Regions from separate parts of the Homo sapiens genome. Here region 2 is linked to region 1. A link is a loop called in an ENCODE intact Hi-C map of the cell type or tissue named here. Cell type or tissue: gastrocnemius medialis. All regions are shown on one strand. Each heading gives the region's core, and the rest is flanking DNA. Links, peaks and the distances in the headings are about the cores only.

The links. Hi-C counts contacts between places; a loop is a spot of excess contacts. Peaks named below come from ENCODE experiments on the same cell type or tissue, not always from the same donor. Only the 100,000 strongest peaks of a DNase experiment are listed, where the experiment ranks them.
Region 2: it touches region 1 in a loop (4-fold over the local background); 1 of 110 quality-filtered maps calls a loop at or near these places.

What each region holds. Positions count from the first base shown.
Region 1 is chr16:7,325,047-7,327,866 of GRCh38, forward strand. All of the region lies in intron 4 of RBFOX1 (RNA binding fox-1 homolog 1), which reads left to right. Among named protein-coding and RNA genes, the nearest start is that of LINC02152, 970 kb to the right of the region's middle. In gastrocnemius medialis, for the core only: no CTCF peak of the experiment used is centred there; a DNase peak (open chromatin) is centred at 1,035; H3K27ac peaks cover 2,305 bases.
Region 2 is chr16:7,448,436-7,451,255 of GRCh38, forward strand. All of the region lies in intron 4 of RBFOX1 (RNA binding fox-1 homolog 1), which reads left to right. Among named protein-coding and RNA genes, the nearest start is that of LINC02152, 850 kb to the right of the region's middle. In gastrocnemius medialis, for the core only: no CTCF peak of the experiment used is centred there; DNase peaks (open chromatin) are centred at 1,056 and 1,576; H3K27ac peaks cover 2,500 bases.

The sequences.
Region 1 (2,820 bases), core at 2-2,501:
CATTTGTTAGCACGCTTTCATTTGAGCAATTAGCGGTTGAAGGGAGGAAGAGTTTTGATATCCCTGGCTTGATCCTCCAACCAGCTGCTAATTCTGTTGTCACTATGACAACTATCAACAGCCATTTACTGAGTGTTTGCTATGAGCCTCTGAGCTAAACACTGCAGTATACTGTACTTATTTAAATCTCTGGACCACTCCATGTGTTATGGCTACTCGTGATATTCTTATTTCGCAGATAATAAATCTGAGGCACAGAGAGGTTAAGTGATGTGCACGGGAACACACAGCTGATAACTGGTAGGAACTGGGCTTTTAATGTGGTCTATGTGGTTTAATGTGAGCTCTTAACTACTATACTATGGTGCTTGCAACAAGGGAGCCAGGCATGGTAAGAAGTTGCCAGGAGGTGAGAGAATGTAATGCCACAAGAATAACATATGCTTAGTACATACTTGTCATTCTCATAAGAACTTCCCATGGAACGGCTCATTTGCATACACTAACTGAAAGCAGTCTCTAAGTGGGGAGATGTGACTTCTCTTCTCCGGGTGTCTTTTTTTGCTAGATTAGTCCTCCACTGAGATTTCCAATGGGGGTGGTTGTAATCTGGAGAGAGGTTGGTTGATGGTCTGGTGTATCCTGTCCACAGTCTATGGAAGCTTTTCCTATATTCCCATCTTGATAATTTGATGCGGTTGTGACTTGGGTGTCACATTGACAACCCTTTTGTAGCCATCCTCTCCTTCACTGGGAATTCATTTGTTAGTCCTTGGTATTCTAAATATTATGTAGCATCTCAGGGAATTTTTCTTGCGGTCCATGCTAGGTAATGCTTTTCCATGTTCTCTTCTCACCTACGCTGGATGGAGTTTGAGTGCATGTCTGGCAGTGAGTGTCATTTCTCAGTTCTGGTTCAAGCTGATACCCTAGTGTCATCATTCTTGATGACTCAGCAGGTATTACAGGCATGTAGGGAAACCTGACTCTTGGTAACTGACCAGGCACACATTCTGTTGTTTAACCTTGGACAAGTCACTTGGACTCCCTGCGCCTCTGTCTCATCCCACAGGTAACAGATCATTCTCAAATACTTATTGAGCAACTACTCTGTGCCCAGTCCTGGGTGAATGGCAGGCAAACACAGGGATTGAGGAGGTGGTGGAGGGGATAGAATGGAAGCACACCTGTGTGATAATGCCAGCTAGGCCTTTACCATCCCAGGGCAAATCACTGCTGATGTTTCAGAATCTCAGCCCCATAGATCACGAGTGCTGGGATTGGAGCAGGAGGTAGTGCTGGGAAGACCTGGCATATGACTGCTTGTGGAAGGATGGGATGTATATATAAGCAGTTTTACTGGGGGGATAATAGAATGGAAGCTCGAACAGCAACATCTGTATGGGGTGTTGGTGGGGCACTGAAGACAGACAGAGCTGCCATGATGAGCAGAGAGATGAAAAAACAATTTTGAATGGGTGCATTGAAAACATTCTGAAGAATGAATTAAAATTAACTAGCACTTTCTGGATGCCTTCCAAGCACCAGGAACACCCACCTTCAGCATGTCATTTCACTGCTGTAATGCATTTATGAGAGGGTACAGGTGTTTTGTACCATCTTAGCCCTGATGGGAGTAGGGCTCAAGGATGAGTATATCGTCCTTAATCAGAAACATAAAAGGGCGACAGAGCCCAGATCCCCCAGATCCAAACCCAGCCTCTCCAACTTTGAAACGCAGGCTTTTCCTACTGTTGTGATGCCCTCAGGTCACTTGTGATGACCTTGGAAACATAGGTAGCTCTCAGTGGTCTGGGGGCCCCTGGCAGCCCCTCCACCTTCCTCACACTTTTTCAGTCAGTCATTTCTGGAAGGATTTGGGAAAACTTCATTTGCTAGTGGACATTTTAGTCATTGGGTGAGCAAGAAGAAATGGCATACTTCCTTATTTGAGCCAATCTGCCTTCTCAAAAGTGTGATCACTATTAAAAGAGTCATGATATGGTGTGGGCAGTCTCTGAACCAAACACAATGCTGAAATGACTTTCGGACAAAGGTGATGGTGCACTTAGTTCTGTCTTGGGTGGCAGGGACAACTTTGCAGAAGCTGTCATGGAACATTTGACTTAGGCCAACAAGATTGATCTAAAAGGAAGAAAGGAAGAGAGGAAGGAAGGGTATTTCTGCATAGCAGGCAAGTTTAAATGGAAAAGTGGATTCACAGAGGTATTTGGCAAAGATAATTTGCCAGTGTGGTTTGAAGAAAAGAGTGATCTGTAGAAAAACGGAAAATTTGTATCGGAGGATGAATTTGGACAGGGTAAAGTGAGGAATATTATGAAGGGCCTCAGATGCTGTAGGAAATTTTCCATTACCCACTTTTGTCTGGAAACAAAGTGAGTGATTGTGTGAGTAATTACATAATCTGCACAAATCTGTATTTTGAAATAAACATTGTCAATATCCAAAAGATAAGAAATGTGATGATAGGATCAGGGAAACACTCTGTTTTATGCATTTTGTTTTGTTCTGTTTTGATAGTCAACAAATGGCAACTGACAGCTTCTTTTTAGATAGCTTTTTAGAAAGCAAAGAATGGTTGGGTTGATCCTACAGTGAGCTCCTGACCTGTGGGAGAGGCAGCTTTTTCGCAGATATGATTATTGGTACAAAGAAATGTGGCTCAACATGCCTAGATCTTCCAGTGTTTCAAGAGATAGCATAAATCTAGATTTTATATGAGATGCCCCCATTAAACAATATTACCTTTTTTTTTTTACACTGTGCAGACAAATCATTATCATGATCATCATCATCCCC
Region 2 (2,820 bases), core at 259-2,758, 120 kb after region 1:
TACATGGCGGCAGGCAAGAGAGTGTATGCAGGGCAGCTTCCCTTAATAAAACCATCAGCTCTCATAAGACTAACTGACTATGGTGAGAACAGCATGGGGAAGACCCACCTCTATGATTCAGTTACCTCCAACCGGGTCCCTCCCATGACACATGGGAATTATGGGAGCTACAATTTAAGACGAGATTTGGCTGGGGGCACAGCATAACTGTAGCAAAGGATTTGTTCTTTGTTTCTCTCCTGGCTCCTGGTGGCTCCCCAGCAATCCTGGGTGATCCTTAGCTTGTGGCTGCATTACTCCAATCTCTGCCTGCATTGTCACACATACATTTTCCTTCTATGTTTGTCTGTCTTCACCTAATCTTCTTGTAAGGGCACCAGCCATTGGATTTAGGGCCCACTTTAATCCGGTATAATCTCATCTTAACTAAATACATCTGCAACAAATAAGGTCATATTCCAGTGTTCTTGGTAGACATTTTTCTTTCCCCTGTTTTTTTTTTTTTTTTTTTGAGATGGAGTTTTGCTCTTGTTGCCCAGGCTGGAGTGCAATGGCGCGATATCGGCTCACCACAACCTCCACCTCCCGGGTTCAAACGATTTTTCTGCGTCAGTCTCCGGAGTAGCTGGGATTACAGGCATGCACCAGCATGCCCGGCTAACTTTGTATTTTTAGTAGAGACGGGGTTTCTCCATGTTGGTCAGGCTGGTCTCGAACTCCCGACTTCAGGTGATCCACCTGCCCTAGCCTCCCAAAGTGCTGGGATTACAGGCGTGAGCCACCATGCCCAGCCTGACATTTTTCAAATAAGGTCATATTCTAAAGTTCTAGGTGGACATTTTTAAAATAATGTCTCATTACAAAGTCCTAGGTGGACATCTTTTTTGGCAGGGGGACACTCTTCAACCCACCATGCCAAGTGAAAGTAGTCAGTGGGGGAGAATGGCAGTGAAAATAGATGGATGAATTCAGAATGAATAGAAAACTTGAAGAGGTTTGGCAGGAGTGAGCCCTGCTTAGTTATCATCCAGGTTTCACTAACGCGCCCCTTGCCAACATGCAGTAGCTCTGAGTCATGATCTATCATATTGCCCTGTTTTGTAATTTTGCATTGTTTGTTTACTTGTTTAGGACCATCTCTTTAACCTCGTTAGACTTGAAATCTCTACTCAATTCAAGCCTGCACATCCCCAGTGCCTGAAACCATGGCTGTTACATAGTAGGTCTTGGTGATAATTTGTCAGTTGGATAATTTTAGCTGGAGAAAAAGAAACATGTATGTGTGTGTGTGTGTGGGGGGGGGGGGTTGTTTTGTTTTGTTTTTGTTTTTGTTTTTTTCACCCATCCTGCAGAAAACACTGCTTCTGTGACATAAAGAGAACACCTTCACAGGGTAAAGTGTTCTTCCCATGAGGTCTAAGAGGAGTCTCAAATGCGAGGGGCTTGAAGACATTTGTGAAGGGACACTATGAAACATATGAGAGCAGTGAGAAGTGGAGAGTTGTCTCTCTGACTGCAGTAGAAGGATGGCGAAACATCAGGGAGGGAGAAGGGCACTCCGGGCCAGTATTCAGGAGGAGAGCCTTGTGGCAGCTTTTCTGGGTGTGGATTTCAGAGCCTGTCATCATAGAAAGAAAAGAAGGAACTCAATCTAAAGTATAAATAAAAGGAGAGACTTGGCCGAATGCGGTGGCTCATGCCTGTAATTCCAGCACTTCGGGAGATGGAGGTGGGTGGATCACAAGGTCAGGGGATCGAGATCATCCTGGCCAATGTGGTGAAACCCCATCTGTAATAAAAATACAAAAATTAGCTGGGCATGGTGACATACGCCTGTAATCCCAGCTACTTGGGAGGCTGAGGCAGGAGAATTGCCTGAACCAGGGAGTCGGAGGTTGCAGTGAGCCGCAATCGCGCCATTGCACTCCAGCCTGGCGACAGAGCAAGACTCTGTCTCAAAAAAAAAAAAAAAAAAAAAAGGAGAAACTTACAGAAAGCAAGTTCAAAAAGGAGGGACTGTGGATGATAAATTCTATACCACTGTGAATGTTAACTCGTAAGGATTTGAAGATAACGGCCCCCGACTCCCACTTAGGTTACAGATGAAGATACTATGGCCCAGGGATGCTGCGTGAGTGTCTTAAGGAGGAAAAGAGCGTTAATGTGACATCTGGGATTCCAGGCTCCTTTCCAGACCTCTCCCCTTTTTCACTTTTCCGCCTGATTTAAAGTGAAAAGAAGGGTGTTGGCATCTATTAATCACCTACTGGGCGCCAGGCATGGATGCTAATGGTTAGGTCTTCAGGTTGCTGAGTGGGTGTTGAGGAGGAGGAACCAGTGACCCCAGTAGACATTGAAGAGGCTCAATGACAGCAGGAGGATTCAGGGGTCTGGTGGGGTGGATGGCATGCGACGGGCCCAGCATCAGCAGTGAGAGGGTAGGAGAATGGTGAGTTTCAGGGCATGCATCCACAGCGTAGGTTGGTAACTAAAAGGCCAGCCCAGGAAGAGGCCTCTGCACATGAAACATAGAAGTGGCTGCCTCCTTCAATCACTGTTCTGATTAGATAAGACCTGGGCTTCGCTTCTGAGTGGTAAACTCAGAGGCAGCTGGGAGTCCCTGAGTGACAAGGAGGAGACTGGCATGCCAGGTAGGGCAGGCTGAGGGTTAAGGCTCTGGAGGGAGAAGAATCGTACTCAGAAAACATCCAGCTTTCTGGGGGATGAGGTTGTGCAGTCTGGGTGAGGGACATCGGATTTCTATGGAGGCTTTTTGGATGGGACCTGATATAATCATATAATATTGAATTCAGTTCTATG